3 separate regions of the Mus musculus genome follow, and regions 1 and 3 are each linked to region 2. The links are chromatin loops, found by intact Hi-C in ENCODE. Cell type or tissue: heart. All regions are shown on one strand.

The links. Hi-C counts contacts between places; a loop is a spot of excess contacts. Peaks named below come from ENCODE experiments on the same cell type or tissue, not always from the same donor. Only the 100,000 strongest peaks of a DNase experiment are listed, where the experiment ranks them.
Region 1: it touches region 2 in a loop (6-fold over the local background); 3 of 42 quality-filtered maps call a loop at or near these places.
Region 3: a loop joins it to region 2, with 2.7 times the contacts of the local background. A loop is called at or near these places in 10 of 42 quality-filtered maps.

What each region holds. Positions count from the first base shown.
Region 1 is chr1:135,107,289-135,112,288 of GRCm38, forward strand. It overlaps the pseudogene Ptprv. Among named protein-coding and RNA genes, the nearest start is that of Lgr6, 4.5 kb to the left of the region's middle. In heart, CTCF peaks have their summits at 1,532 (motif pointing left) and 2,990 (motif pointing right); a DNase peak (open chromatin) is centred at 2,963; H3K27me3 peaks cover 2,333 bases.
Region 2 is chr1:135,366,211-135,371,210 of GRCm38, forward strand. Lmod1 (leiomodin 1 (smooth muscle)) reads left to right here. Exons shown (of 3, transcript NM_053106.2): 3 at 1-1,855. It also overlaps a transcript of Shisa4 not described here. Among named protein-coding and RNA genes, the nearest start is that of Shisa4, 6.4 kb to the right of the region's middle. In heart, CTCF peaks have their summits at 2,196 (motif pointing left) and 3,071 (motif pointing left); DNase peaks (open chromatin) are centred at 2,211 and 2,931; H3K4me3 peaks cover 1,322 bases; H3K27ac peaks cover 1,547 bases; H3K27me3 peaks cover 1,147 bases.
Region 3 is chr1:134,987,431-134,992,430 of GRCm38, forward strand. It overlaps Lgr6 (leucine-rich repeat-containing G protein-coupled receptor 6), which reads right to left. Exons shown (of 18, transcript NM_001033409.3): 17 at 3,175-3,255; 18 at 1-761. Among named protein-coding and RNA genes, the nearest start is that of Ube2t, 27 kb to the left of the region's middle. In heart, a CTCF peak has its summit at 2,131 (motif pointing right); a DNase peak (open chromatin) is centred at 341; H3K4me3 peaks cover 906 bases; H3K27ac peaks cover 1,400 bases; H3K27me3 peaks cover 2,618 bases.

The DNA.
Region 1 (5,000 bases), 260 kb before region 2:
CCAATCGGTGGGAGTCCATTCTCTCCATCACCATATGTGTCCCAGAGATTGAGCCCAGGTTATCAGGTTTGGCACCAAGCACTGGTGCCCATTGAGCTTCTGACAGCCCAGCGCCCCCTTTTGTTACTTAGGGTTTTTTTGTTACTTTTGTTTCTTGAGTCAGGATCTCCTGTAGCCCAGGCTAGCCTCACCCTTGCTATGTAGCTAAGGATGATCTTGAGTTCGGATCTTCTTGTCTTTACATCCTGAGTGCTGGGATTCCAGTCATGGGCTACCATGCATAGTCTATGCGCTATTAGGGGATCAAACCCTGGACCGGGATATCATGCATACAAGGCAAGAATTCTACAAACTGACTACCTCCCAGGACCCATAAAGCTTTCCTTCCACTTCTTCACCGAAGCAGACCATCGGACCCTTGCATACGGCTAAGAACCAAGTTAGCCAATGAGAAACCTGGCTACTGCTGCCATGGGCGTGGCCTGTATAAAAGAAAGGAAGACAGTGCAGGAATGGGGGAAACTTGACAGGTTCAACCAGAGCCACCCCTGGTTCCTTACTTAAGGGTCACAGTGTGGCATTAGCACCTCTACTCTGGCAAGGAGCCTACAGTGACTGAGGATAGCCCCTGGAGATAGACAAGGGGGTCCAGTGGCAGATGAGAAAAATGGAGAAAGAACAATAAGTAAATAGGGCTCAGCATCGCAGGATGTTAGGAGTAGTTTGAATATACTTGGCCCAGGGAGTGGCACTATTTGGAGATATGGCCTTGTTGGAGGAAGTGTGTCACCGTGGGCATAGGCTTTAAGGACCCTCATCCTAGCTGCCTGGAAGCCAGTTCTCTGTTTATCTTTGAAACAAGATGTAGATTTCTCAGCTCCTCCAGTGCCATGCCTGCCTGAACACCGCCATGCGAACCACATTGATGATAATGGACGGAACCTCTGAACCTGTAAGCCAGCCCCAATTAAATCATGTCCTTTATAAGAGCTACCTTGGTCATGGTGTCTGTTCACAGCAATGGAAACCGTAACTAAGACAGGTAGAAAGTTTGATGTCTGAATACACTGGAAAAGCAGAAGGTTAGAGAACAGGGAATAGCTGGGAATAGTCAAGAGTATGCCAGCTTTAGCCAACAGGCTTAGCTAGACCAAGCTCCGGCTGTCACCCATGCCCTAGATTGAAGGATGCAGAAGCAGACACAACCATGAGTTTGACCATGTCTCTTTATTCCCAGACTCTGCCCTTTGACAGCGTGAGGCCGATAGATCTGTTCTCCTGGGGAAGCCAGGCCTGGGTGGATTTGCTGGAACGTGATGCCTAGCAGGGCACAGGTCACTTCCTAGCTCGGGGCAGCCTGTTCCTCAATGCGCTGTTCAGACAGTTGTAGAGGTAGATATACTGCTCCTGGTTAGACACAGGCAAGAAACCTTACCTACTTGCCCAAACCTGACAGAGAAGGCTCCCAGGGTTCTCCTAACCCCTACTCCTTCTGGACAGGGCACGGTGGTCCACAGAGCCACCTAGTGGTGACCTGGATGTGGTAACCTAATAGTCATCTGTGGCTGGGACAAGACCAGGCCTGTCTTTGATCCCTTTCACAGTAAGCCCCTCCCTCTTTGCCTCTCACCAGCGTTGGGGTCTTAAGGCCACAGGCCTGTGTCTGCTTCAGGGCCACACTGAAGACATCCACTGTGCGCTCGGTCCCTGCTTGCTGTAGCAGCTGTTCCATAGCCAAGAAGGTGCCCAGCTGGTATGTGACCTTGCTGTAAGTGACCTAGAGTTAGATGTGGGACCTCTGGAGATGGGGTAGTGTCCAGGCACATGGGGAAACCAAGATTAGTTCTAAGGACTAGGAAATAATGCTAGGCACTTGATTGGCCAGCCAGGCTAGAGAGAGCCCTACCAAATCCCTGCAAATGGAGCAGAAGAGACGGAGCCTTGGGAGACCCTTTGACCCATAACCCAAGTTAACACATGACGTTTGTCGATGGCACCTGGAGTGACTGAGCAGGGTCCCTGGCTTCTTGCTATTGCCCCGGGAGCAGCACTGGCCCACAGCATCAAGGAAGGTCAGTAGGGTGTTAGCTGGGAGCTCACTCCCAGTCTGGCAGTGTGGAAACTGCAGGCATTGAACCTGCCTTTCCGTCCCACTGTCCCCCTGGAGGAAGGGCAATACCAGCATTAGTGCTCCAGGAGGGTGGCAGAGGGAAGTCAGCATGGGATTCTCATATCACTGCCCTCTGCCCCAAGCCCTGAGATCTCAACACCTACATGTATAACTCTGATGAGGGTACTGGGCCAGCCAGCTGTGTTGCTCTCAGCCACTCTGTGCACTGTCACCATGTCTGTGACAATAGGCTGCATCTCCATTGGCCAGATGTCTTGTGGCTAGGACCAAAACAGTCAGCTTCCAAAATTTCCACCCATGCCCTAGCTGAACAGCAAACAACACCATATACTACTCCTCTCCCCGCCCCGTTCCTGGAGCAACACATACTGTCCCTCCACTCGCCTCACCTTCTCCTTGGTATCAGGCAGACCCAGGGAGACAAGCACATAGGCGCCATGTTCCCACACCATTTCCCAGAGTTCCTTTGGTCCGGCCGAGCCAGTCAGCACCACATGGTCGCGACCAGACGGCCCACCCTGCAGAGCACAGTTTGTTGGTTCCCAGGGATTAAGGAGTCTCCTGACCATAGTCCATCTGTGCTATAAGCCCCTAGGACCCAGCCCCAACCCCAGGCAGGGAAGCACAAATAATCAAGCAGGGCTGCAGGCTCAGCATCGTCTCACAGGGAAGAGTGAGGCTGCCAGCATGTTATCAGCTGGGCTCTCCTCCACCAGGGCCAACTGCTCCTGAGAATGATGACCTGAGAGAAGATGAAGAGGATGAAGTTGCCAGGGGTCTCACAGTCGGCATTTGCTCCACCCCAATCAACGTTGTATCCCGTGAGACTCACAGGAGGCGATGCTGTTCTGATTATAGTCAGGAGAGGGCAGCAGAGAGCCAGTCTCATCCTTGATGGCCTGCTTCAGGAGCTGGGAAAGAGATGGATGGACATGGTAAGGTTGGGCAGGGAGAACTGTTCCATGGTTACTCACTCCTCAGCTCAAAGTATACCCTGTACTCCTTCAAGAAACCGGCATTGGCATTGGCTGCCCTCTTGGCACAAGCTTGTGCAAAATTCATCACAGGGATGGGGCCGGAGCTGGAGGAGGGAGGAGAGAGAAAGCACTTGGTTGTCTAGCCCCTGCTTCCGGGCCTCTCTGCTGGGTCTAGTGCTTAGGAGCTCAGAGCCTAGCGGGAAGCACAGGACACCAGTGCCCACCTGCCTGGACCTAAGGGTAGCTGACTTACTCTGAGGCGTCAGAGGGCCCTTCCAGAATCTTGTTCAGCAGGCAGCTGTGCAGGAAGATGTATTGACTCTGCAGAAAGAGGGCACTGACGTGCTAAGTGGCCTCCGTCCCGGTGGGAAGTAGCCCTGGTCCCAACCCACAGGCAGGAGTGTAGCAAGTGGGGCTGGAGAGTCCTGAGCTGTCTGTCTACAGTGTCAAGGGTGTCGGGGGCCAATACCTTCTCTCCTTTTACAGAAAGGCGGGTGGCAGTCAGGGTAAGATGATAGCCTAGGTGTGACCCTCACCCCTTGCTCTTCCACATGCTCCCATGAGCAACTTTTCCCGCTCTCGTGAAGCTGCCTACCCTCTCCCACTCCTTTGGGTCTAAGCCGCCCAGACCAATACATGGGGCCCTCACCAAGGTCTGGATCATGAGGGGCCGGTGCAGCCGGAGTATGTACACAGTGTTGAACACATCGACCACCTGTTCTTCCTCTAGTTGTCGCAACAGGCGTAAGAGAGCCACAAAGGTGCCTGTCCTGCCCACACCCGCACTGTAGGGACAGCCCATGAACACTAAGCATGGGAAGGGAAGGGCTCCTAGAAACCCAGATCCCTTCCCCTGCCCAAGGCCAGCCGGGACCCTCCACCTCACCCCTGCCGCTGGTCCTCACCTGCAATGCACCAGGATGGGCCCCTTGCCCTGAGTTGCCTTCACCTCCTCCTGCACCAGTTCCACAAAAGCAAGCAGAGAGCTGGGAGCCTCGGGGACACTGTGGTCTGGCCAGGTCGTGAACTGCAGCTGCTTCACGTGCCTCTGTTTTTGCTCTGCACCCTGGGGAGGGTGGTGAAAGGGCTGTGCTCATTTTCTGAATGCCAGGGCCTCTTACTAACCTCAGAAACCTTCCTCACCAACTCTTTTTTTTTTTTTTTTTTTTTTTTTTTAAAGATTTATTTATTATATGTAAGTACACTGTAGCTGTCTTCAGACACTCCAGAAGAGGGAGCCAGATCTCATTACGGGTGGTTGTGAGCCACCATGTGGTTGCTGGGATTTGAACTCCGGACCTTCGGAAGAGCAGTCGGGTGCTCTTACCCGCTGAGCCATCTCACCAGCCCCTCACCAACTCTTTAAGGGCAGAGGCAAGCTCCTGCTTCACAGTACGGGACATTAGCCCATGCCCTTGCCCTGGTGTGGACCTCTGATCCTCCTCTAGTCTCTTGGTGTATCTCTACCTCCCAAAGATGGCCAGGCAGGGAGGCTATTCTTGTCTCTGGCTTTTCTGGTTCTAAGAGGTCACAGCATGTGGGAACAAGAAGGAGGTTAGAGGGAATGAGGATCTTTGAGCCCAGCATAAGGTAGAAGGACCCGCTCTTTCTTTCCATCAGTGTGATCTTGGCTCAGCCTTTAGCCTTCGCTGTGTCTTCTGACCCCCTCCCCACATGCTATCCCATCCTGTGCCCAAGAGCATATGGCCCCCATCAGGAGCAGGTCATGTGGAACAGGAGGGGAGTCTCAGCTTTAGTGCCCCTCCCACCAGCCCTGTCCCCTGGGCACACACGTGCTGCAGCTGGAATTCCCTCCTGGTCCACTCATCCTCAGATTCCTCTGCCAGGAGGTGGGTGGTGATGTGACCGTGGGTGACAGGCGTGGAGTTGAC
Region 2 (5,000 bases):
GTCCCTGTCCACCATGGGAGAGCATGAGACCTGGACCACGCTCGAGGGAGGACACCTCATCTCTTCTCCCTTTCCTTTTCTTGTCTCTGAGGCCCTTCAAAAATTGCTTTGAAACCTGGAGCTGAAGTGTCCGGACAAGAGGAGTCCTTTAAGCACGTCACAGAGAAGATGGCACTGCCCAGAGCCCATGTAGCAGGCATGCTGCCAAAGGCTTATGATGCAGAAAAGATGTCTCCCAGGGACCACATTTGGACCCCAGCCTCACTGTCCCCAGGGCCAGGATTCAGGTCTCTGAGGAGCCCTTGGGCAAAGTTGCTGGGCCAGTGGCACTCTATGGGACAGTGGTAGAGGCTGGAGGGGATGAAAGTCCAAAGGCAAAGTAGGAGGGCAGAGGATACTACAAACCCTCCACCTGATATGCCTGGGCAGCAGGCATGGTTGGACAGTGCCTGAGAGAGGGTAGGCTCCAGATGGGAGTAGAAAGACAGACAGACAGCAGCTGGACCTGAAGGGTTGATGCCAAAGCAGACATTTTCTTCACATCACCTGCTGCTGTATAAATAGCTATATATCTGTTTTTCCATAAGATTTTGATAATATATACAAACCTTTAGCTTCAAGTGGCTATACCTCACCTTTTTTCATGTTAATGGTCCTAATGTTCCCAATGGTCCCAGGTTCCCTAAAAGGCCTCCCAAAGCTCAGGGTCCCTGGCAAGCCATTCAAGGTGACAGTAGACATCATCCCTAGAGTCCGTGTACCACTACAGAAAGGGCAGTCTGGGGGGAAGCTTGAATTCTTGAGACAACCTTGTGACCTGGTGTTCCAGGTCTGTTCCTCAGCCAGTCTCTCTGCCTCGTATCTGTGCCCAGAACTGTTCTCAGGGGCTGAGAGTCACACAGGGCCCCGGGATGGCTATATTAGGCACGTTCAGGAATGATCATTCCGTGACTCTTCCTACTGTAGGCTCAGGGCCAGCTCTTCACAGCAGTTACAGGCGAAGGAAGGCAGAGTGAGTCAGAGTGACTCAGGGAAGGACAGCTCCTGCACCCAGTGTGACTTAGGGCCAGAGGTACCTCTCCACCCCCAGCATCCCCTGCTGGAGGCAGAGCCACCACAGCCATCACCGGGGGTACATGGAATACTGTCCCAACTAGGGATGAAACTCAGAGTCAGGTTCCACGCCCAGCACAGAGGCCCTGTTTTCCATCCCCGGCACGATTTCTTTCTGATTTACTGCCCTGACGGTAACTGTGCCACCATGAAACTGCCACCTTGGTTCTGGGTCACAGACAGGTGCTCTGCCTTTTTGTTTCTCTTTTTGTTTCTTTTTTTCTTTTTCTTCAGTTAGCAGAGAGCAAAGCCATTGGAATATGGGTGGGGTCCCACCTCCCTAAGGAAGTAGGGTAGCTGTTATAGGGTCTGGCTCAAATCAGAGAGGGCTAACTCATATCCCAGGGTACACTCTGATCCCATTCCTTCCCAACCCGTCTATCTACTGCTCAAGTAATGGGCTGGCCCAGGGGAGGAGAGATACCAGCGCTGGTTCCCAGATCGCAAAGAGTATGCTTTGGAGTCAAGCCCATGAGCTTTCATCTGATGGTGCAGGGCACTAGCTAGATGCTTAAGGGTGCTTCTGCTTATCTTCCAACTCTGTGATGTGGAAGCCAATCGCCTCGATGTTTTGCAGATAGAGTTAATCAGCTGCACGTGGGTACATGACGAATAAGAGGTAGGGCTGAGGTCTTAACTCCTCTCTGCTGCTGAAAAAACGGACCAGTGATAGTTTTTCACAATGACATTGGAAGCCAAATGGAACTAGTTTTACATATATAAATATATAATTTCCTCTTTTCTATGTAGTCCTGGCTAACATAGAACTCCTAATGTAGAGCAGGCTAACTTCGAACTCTTGAAGATCTGTTTGCCTCTGCGGGGATTAAAGGTGTGTGCTACCACACCGGGCCAGTCTCCAGACTTTAAGTCTCCTTTAGAACCTTTCACCTTTGCATGTTTTTGTTTGTTTGTCTGTTTGTTTGTTTACTTAACTGGAAACACGATTTAGACTGGGCTGGGGGCTGGGAGCACACACACTTCCCAACTCTCTGCTTCCCAGAGCCAATTAGGCCTGGGATGACGTAATCATTTCTAAGTGCGTTTAAACTTGATGTGGGAGCGCAGCGCCACCTCGAGGAAAACTGCAACCCAGGCTCTTCTACTCCTCAGAGCAGCCTGGCTCTGGCGGCGGGAGGTCAAAGAAGAGCAGAGAGGGGGAAGGGACTCCAGCCCCACCCTACGCGACTGTCCTTGTCTTGCAAGACCCACCCGAGGTGCGGAGCGGATGCTTGAGCTCAGGACCCGCGGGATTCACAGAAGTGTTTCTGTCCGCTCCGCGAGTTCTGCTGTCCGCCTCTGGCTCCTGAGCCCGGAGTCACGCGTCTAGTGGATTTTTCCTTCCTAAAACCAAGGAAGGTCAGAACTAGCAATAGAAAAGATCTATGCCCATCTACCACCTACGTTTTAATAGGGGGCGGGGGAGGGGCGGAGCGGAGAGGTTCAAAGAAAGCAAATGATTCATTCAAGTTAATGAATCTAGACTCAACGCCAAGTCGTCGTCGTCGTCCCCCGCCCCCCCCCCCATCCCCAGGGAGAGCAGGTCATCTAGATCCAGGAGAAGCAACACCTGACCTCAGCCTTTCCCAGCATCCTCTTCAGCATCTACCTCCTCTGTTCTTTCCAAGGTTCCATTGCAGGTCTACTGCCCCCAAACCGAGAAGTTCCTCCTCCTGCTCTCGTTTCGCTCCACTTTCCCTGGCCAGAGAGGGGGACCTAGAGCGGGCCTAGGACCAGTGTCTGTCTGGCACGTGGACACGGGCAGTTAGCTAGGCTTTTATATCTCACTTTGTCCCTGGAGCTCAACGTATGACCTATGACAATCAAAGGGCTCCGGTCTCAGGGCCGAGCCGGGAACTCCATGCTTACTTGGCCACTGTTGAGGAGTAGGATCTGGACACGGGCCACTCAGAGACCAAGCTTTTCTGGAAAACCAAGTTCTCTTGTCGCCATCTGGAGGACCGAGCACAACCTTCACCCCTGAGAGCAGATGCTATCCAGCTGAAATCAACCTGCGAGTCAGGCACCAAGGGTGCTGCACTCATTGGGAGGCCCGTCAGTGCCCAAAAACCCTTCTCCCCTTCTGGAACTCCCTCCTCCTCCCCTCTTCCTTTCCTTCCCCTCCTTCCCTCATAGCCAGAAAGACTTTTTTTGTCCAGGTGCCTCCCTTCTAGTCAAACACCCTGCGTCCTCCTCTTCCTTAGCTTTCCCTTGGCCCCGCTGTATTCCCACATTGTCTTTTGCTCTAGCCCTCTCCCCTCCCAGAACCCAAACCCCTTGGAGCTCTGCCAACCCTACCCCTGACAAACACTCACACCTGAACAGGTCCATGTTTGTCTAGGGTTGTGCGTGCTTCAGCTGAGAAGCAAGCCCAGGGTCTCATACAGTGTATAGGCCTATTGATTGATTGATTGATTGGTTGATTACATAAAGCCACCCCTCCTCTTCAACTAGATTCCTATACCACCCCCGAGGCTGTTCGGGGTCTCCTCCTATCCCAGCAAGGCCACAGTTACATCACTGGGGTCCCCTAGTTCTTAAGTGTCCCTCCTGCATCCACTCTCTTTCTCTTTCTGGCGTGTGTAGTTTTTCAGGATTGCTAAGTGATGGGAAGGGGCAAACATAGCGAGTTAGGCTTCCCCAGGCCTTTCTGGGCTCTGTTTACTCCTCAATGAGACACACAGACACACACAGCGGACTGGAAATTAAGAGTATCTGAGGGAGATGGAGTGTTATCCTCGATGGGACTCTGCAGCTCCTCCCCCCCCCCCGCCCCCCAGCACTGGAATGCTTCCTCTTTCTTCTTAGAATTCTTATTTCCGGTGCTTTGCTGTGTTAAATAGCCCTTCTCCCCCTGCAGCTCTGGCTGGGGCAAACCTATACTATATCCTATACTACAAAGCCACTTGTCATAGGGTCCCAGATTGCTGACTCAAGGGCAATGTATTCCGTCACATACTTCGACATCATGCTCTTCTGTGACAAGGTTCAGGGGGTAAATTCATGTACCCCTTGATTTCACTGAGGAGAGGGAACCTGTGAATTCACTCAGGGGCAGACCCCTGCTCTAGGGAGTCTATGACTCGGACCCCCAGGTTCTGACTTCTGGGCTATGTGAATCTGAAGTAATGCCCCCTGGATGTATGGCTACAGAGGGCCCTGGGGACCTTGTGAGGATAATGGCTCTGCCTAGAACCTAGGAGGCTGCTGGAAGCCAGAAACTTGAGGCTGCACTGGGCTAGATTTCCTGAGGATGGATTGGAAAAAAAAAAAAAAAAAGGGCTGACCTTAGAGAACTGGGGGTAGGGGCATTGGATAAGTTGGCATTTCCCTACTTGAATTAAAACTATTAAGAATGGTCTCAGGGTGACTCTTAGTACAGGGCACTTAGCTATCATGCCTGGGGCTCCCACAGACCATCTATCCCAGCATCCCCAAACCTCAAAACTTCCTGCAATTGTCACCAGATGTCTTGAGAGCACAAAGACTATGACTTCAAGGATCACAGCAAGGGAAGATGGGCAGACAGCTCTGTGTTACTCCCAGGTCACCTCTTCTAGGTAGCCTTCACAGTCTTTATACCTAGCTTCCGTGGACCGGGACACTGCCCTGTAGAATCTGACACCTTAGCATCCTGTGAGGATCAAGCCGGCAAGTACCTTACACCACACCTCTGTATGTTGGCTCCAGGTCCTGGGCCTCTTCTGATCAGGAAGGAAGGACGGACTCATAGTTTCGATTCCATTATATATCATCCTCTTGACAGCTATTATCCCCATTCTATACATGAAGACACTCAGAGGCAAGCTCAAGGTCAGACAGTGAAGAGACCCAGATTGGAAGGTAAGTGTTCTTGGATGGAGAGGTGTCTTTATATAGCTGGTAAT
Region 3 (5,000 bases), 380 kb before region 2:
GACAGGGAAGAGGCCCAGCATAGAGGCAAAGCTGAGGAAGGCCACGGGGCAGTAGAGGAGGCCATCTGCAAAGATGAGCCAGGCCACGTGGCGCACCATGGCGCAGTCCCACACGGCCTCAAAGTCACCCCGTGGCAGGTCACAGTAGAGCTTGATGTAGGCGCCGGCCACCACCAGGAAGCAGAGCGAGTTCATCATCACCAGGGCTACAGCGAAGCCCAGGGCAGCCGGCCGGCCCTCGGGTGGGGCGTAGGGCAGGCAGAGTGGGGAGGCGCCATACTCTCCCACCGAGGCCAGCGGCAGTGCTGCGGCCAGCCCGGCCAGCGCCAGGCATCCCAGTGCGCCTGCGCGGACGCTGCCAGGCGACGGCGCCTTCCCGTAGGCTCGGACGCAGGTCACGGAGATGCTGCACTGCACGGCCGCCAGTGTGAGCAGCAGCACCGACGCCTCTGAACCCAGGACAGCCAGGAAGCCCGTAGCCTGGCAGCCCAGACCGCTCTCCCAGCGGGCTCCATACTCAGCGAACTGACCATAGGTCAAGGCGTCCACCGAGGCCAGGAGACCACAGGAAATGCCCGACAGGGCGTTGGCGCCTGCCATCGCACCCACCACAAGCTTGACGGGGGACAGCGGGCTGGGTCCGCTGGCAAAGACTGTCAGCAGCACCAGCCCGTTACAGAGTACGGAGAGTAACACGATGGCCCACACAGCAAGGCGGATGCCCCAGCTCTCAAAGAGGTGCTCGCAGGGCTTGAAGGGGCCTGTGTGAGAGAGGAGCAGAGATAGATGTAAGCCCAGAGCCAGAGCTGCCAGAACCCAGCTCACTGGTAAAGCCATGATCAGACAACTCCTAACTCAAAGGAGACCAACAGGAGAGAATTTCTGTCTCAGAAATAGAGACTTGAAAACTCGAAAAAACAAAAACAAAACAAAAACCTCCCGAAAGGAAAAAAAAAAAAAAAAAACCTCCCGAAAATGGGGTGGGAGAACTAAGAGGAAGCTGGGAAGAAAAATACACAGAAATAGATGCGTGATGCAGTGCAAACCCAGACCCGAGGAAATGCTAAGAAATTTAGTCTTCCTAAAGGAACACGATTTGGAGAGATAGAAGGAACAAACTGTCCGACAGAAGCGAAGAGACGTTCAGGCGAGAGCAAAGGCAGAGTGAGGCGCTGTCCAGAGTCAACTACTTTATGGTGGTGACTCTGCCCAAGCCATCATTGACATTTCCACGGTTGGTCGAGAAGTCCTGAGTAGACTTATTAGGCTGGTTCTCCCTTGCTTTGAGTACACTTCATGTTTATCGTGCAATCAGTATTTGGAAGACAAAGGGCATAATCGAAATATAGAAAACTTTGCCAAGTATAGCAGTTCCCATCTATAATCTCAACACTTAGGGAGCTGAGGCAGGAGGGGATGTGTGTGAGGCTAGCCTGAGATGATAGTGAGACCCTAACTAAAAACAAAGAAAAAATACTTTGAACTTCTCAAATTTTCCAACTGGACCCCAGAGTAGATTGGTCAGATCCTGGCGTCTTTCCATCTCTTTCCCCAATGCTATTCTTAAGTCACCTTGTAACTTTTGGGCATAGTATTTCTTCATTTCCTTTGGCTCTAGACTTGTTTTTCAATGTATTGCTAGGTGGCTGGGGAATTTAACAGATTTCTGTGGGAGCTATTTTAGAAAACATTTTTCTGATTATGAAATAATAGGTGGAAATTTGAAAATATAGCATGGCAAAATTTAAACTGTATGGCCTCACCTCTCAAATAGAACTCCTTATTTTGGCATATTTCCTTTTAGGTTTTATATATATATTTAAAATAAGTTGGGATTTTATTCTCCTTAAATTAAGCTTTGCATGCTCCCTTACAATCTCAAAAAACAAAACAAAACAAAACAAAAAAAGACCCCACATATTTTTAATGGCTGTATAACTATTCCGCATCAATTTATCTGACAATTTGTGTGAGCTATTTTAAAAGCAAGTTCAAGTTGGACCTTGTTTTCCAGAACTTTCTCTTTCACCTCATCCTTGTTTGTTGCTGATTTTCAGACATGAAATTCTCGAGGCAGAGCCACTGAAGCACCGGTTTCCTAGCAAAATACACGTCTGCTTCTTTCCCTCATCCACCACTAGAGGGTGCACTTTGCCGCTAAGCGCTAAAAGCTTGTCAGAAGCAAGGTCAAGGCTGAAAGCTTTCTGGGCAAAGAAAGGTTTTAAGCCAAAGAAATCTGGAAATCTGGAAAACGAAGGTGGGATGAAATAAAAACAGCTAACTGTTTGTAATTTTGTGTTTATTTTGAACATCTCTTGGCCCACACAGCACTGTGCTGTCTTCTGGCATGGCCTGCTGGTGTTTTAATGTTTTGGTTTGGCTTTTTTGAGACAGGTCCCCACTATGTAGCTCTGGATGTCCTGGAACTCGAGACGTAGACCAGGCTGGCCTCAAACTTAGAGATCTGTGTGCCTCTGTGTCCTGAGTACTGGGATTAAAGGCACACACTACCATTCCTGGCTCCGTTCACATTTTATACACAGGGAAGGGACTCTACTCACTTAAAATCGAACAAATGAAAAACTTAGGTTGTTTGGCATCAAGAAAAAAGAGCCCCTCCCCTTTCTTTCCAGCAACCTGGCTCTCATGGCCCCAGGTTAGACTCCAGAGGAGGCTTTCCTGGCTCTAAGGAAGTACTTTAGGAATTATCCAAAATTGTTCCACTCTAGAAGACGTTAGTAAAGAGATTTCACTCTTCTCGGGATAGAGCAGGTGATCTTTCAGAGCTTCTCCTGGCCCTATGAGTCTGTGGTATGTGTGTGTGTTTGAGGGCATGCTCAAAAAGTAGCCCCAGCAATGACATCAAGACATCCCTCACTTCTCTTCTTCTCTCTCCCATGAGAACAACTTACTCCTAGATGCATAACCTTTGATTTGGCTGAATTGGGAAGGCTGCTTGACCTTTCCCAACCCTGCTGCTTCCCCTGTATAGACACCAAGAGAAAAAAATTCCAACCCCTCCTGACAGGGATTATACCCCACCTCACCCCCGCAGGTTGAGCTTTGGGCAAAGAAAATATCTGCAACATAGACTGTAGACACGCTAAAGTGGTTTCTCACCCAGGCAATCGGGTGTCTGCTCCCCAGCCCCCCAGCCCTCCAGCTCCATCTCACCTGGAACAGGGCTGCACTGGACACTGGGGTGTGGCTTTGAGTCCTCTGTCCCCATCTGGAGCTCATCCAGGTCTAGGTCATCTAAGAAGGGAAGACAGAATATGTCTAGAGTTCTGGGTGTCTGTGTCTGCCATTAAAGCTCCACTTTTAACTGACAAAAGTTAATGTCTTTTATTTAAGCTGCTATCTCTCTATCTAACTGTTCAACACTGCTTATTCAACAGCCCTGCTATTTCTACTCTTGGGTGCCAGCATTTGGACAGCTACATGTTCTCCACTTGCGGGTATTGTATACATCTAGTTCTCTGCAAGGGACATTTCACTCTCCGCTATTCTGCATTTCCTTGTGCCTAGTCATCTTTAGCCCATGAGTGCTACACAGAGTGTGGCTCGTGGCTGATCTAATAAAGAGAGCTAGTGATGACACAGTTCTTCTTCAAACTGTCCCGTGGTTACATAGTTCCTCCTCGAGCTAGCCTATCATTGCTGTTCCATGTCCTATTATGAACACCGCACATGAAGAAGAATGTTGGAAACTGGGAGAAAGTGGTACATGCCTTGAGTCCCAGCACTGGGGAGGCTGAGGCAGGTGGATTTCTCTGAGTTCAAGGCCAGTCTGGTCTAGAGAGTGAGATCAAAGACAGCCGGGGGTGGGGGGGGAGAAAGAGGTGGTGGTGGGAGGAGGAGGAGGAATGTTGATGCTGGGCATGGGAGGACATGCCTGTGATTTCAGGATTTGTTAGGTAGAGGGAGTTCAGGAGTTCAAGGTCATCTTCACCTACAAAGCAAGTGTGAAGTAAGTCTGGGCTACATGAAACCTTTCTCAATAGCAAACATGAAGACTTGAGTTCAGAGCCTCAGCAGACACATGAAAGCCAGGCACAGTGGCATGCATCTGTGCCCTAGCACAGGTGGGACCCACAGATGGAGAGGACGGGGTTGAGATGGGGAGGCTGGGGTTGAGGGAGACAGGAGGATCCCTCTATCTCCCAGCCAATCAGTCTAGCCAATCCGTGATCTCTGGCCTCAGTGGAAGGCCTAGTCTTAGAACATAAGGTGGAAAGCAATAGAGGAAGACGTGCCCTATAGCCACATAAATCTATATACACACACACACACACACACACACACACACACACACACACACACACACACACGGTTTCTGCACTGAGGCTGATGTCTGAGATCTTATCAGCTCCCTCCATCACAGGAGAAGAAGTGGATGACTTTGCTTGGCCTCCCCCATCTTTGGCTCACAAAGTCAGGTTCCTGTGTAGCCCTTTCCTCCCCGCTTACACAGGTAAGCATCTGCTAGGAGTTTCCCAGAAGACTGGAATATTGTGGAGCTGCCCTTGACCTAGCCAGCTTCAGGGCGGGTGGAAGGCCAGAGTGTCCCCACTGTGTCCTGGCATTTCCTTTTCCTCCTCTACCTTTCATTCCCCACCTGCCCACTTGCTCCAGAAAGGATTTCAGTGACTCTTTAAAATCAAAATGCCTGAATGAAATACAAGAGGTGAGACCTACAGACCGTCTGAGCTGGGAAAGTCACGGCCAAGGTGTTAAGTAACCACTCTTCAAATGAGGAGGAAATCGAATCTGGCTGCAACAGCAGCTCCTGGCTTTCTTTCTGCTCCTTTGCTTTCACAGGAAGTAGGGGGCCCTGCCCCAGCTCCTGTTACAGGCAGCAGGCAGCCCACTAACTCAACAGGCCCGTGGTTCTCCAAGACCTAAACCCAGCGGAAAGTTTCACCTTGTGGAAGGAAAATTTCCATTTCTCTTTCCAGCCCCCTTTTACTCCCCCAAGGAGTATGCAGCAGACATCCGGG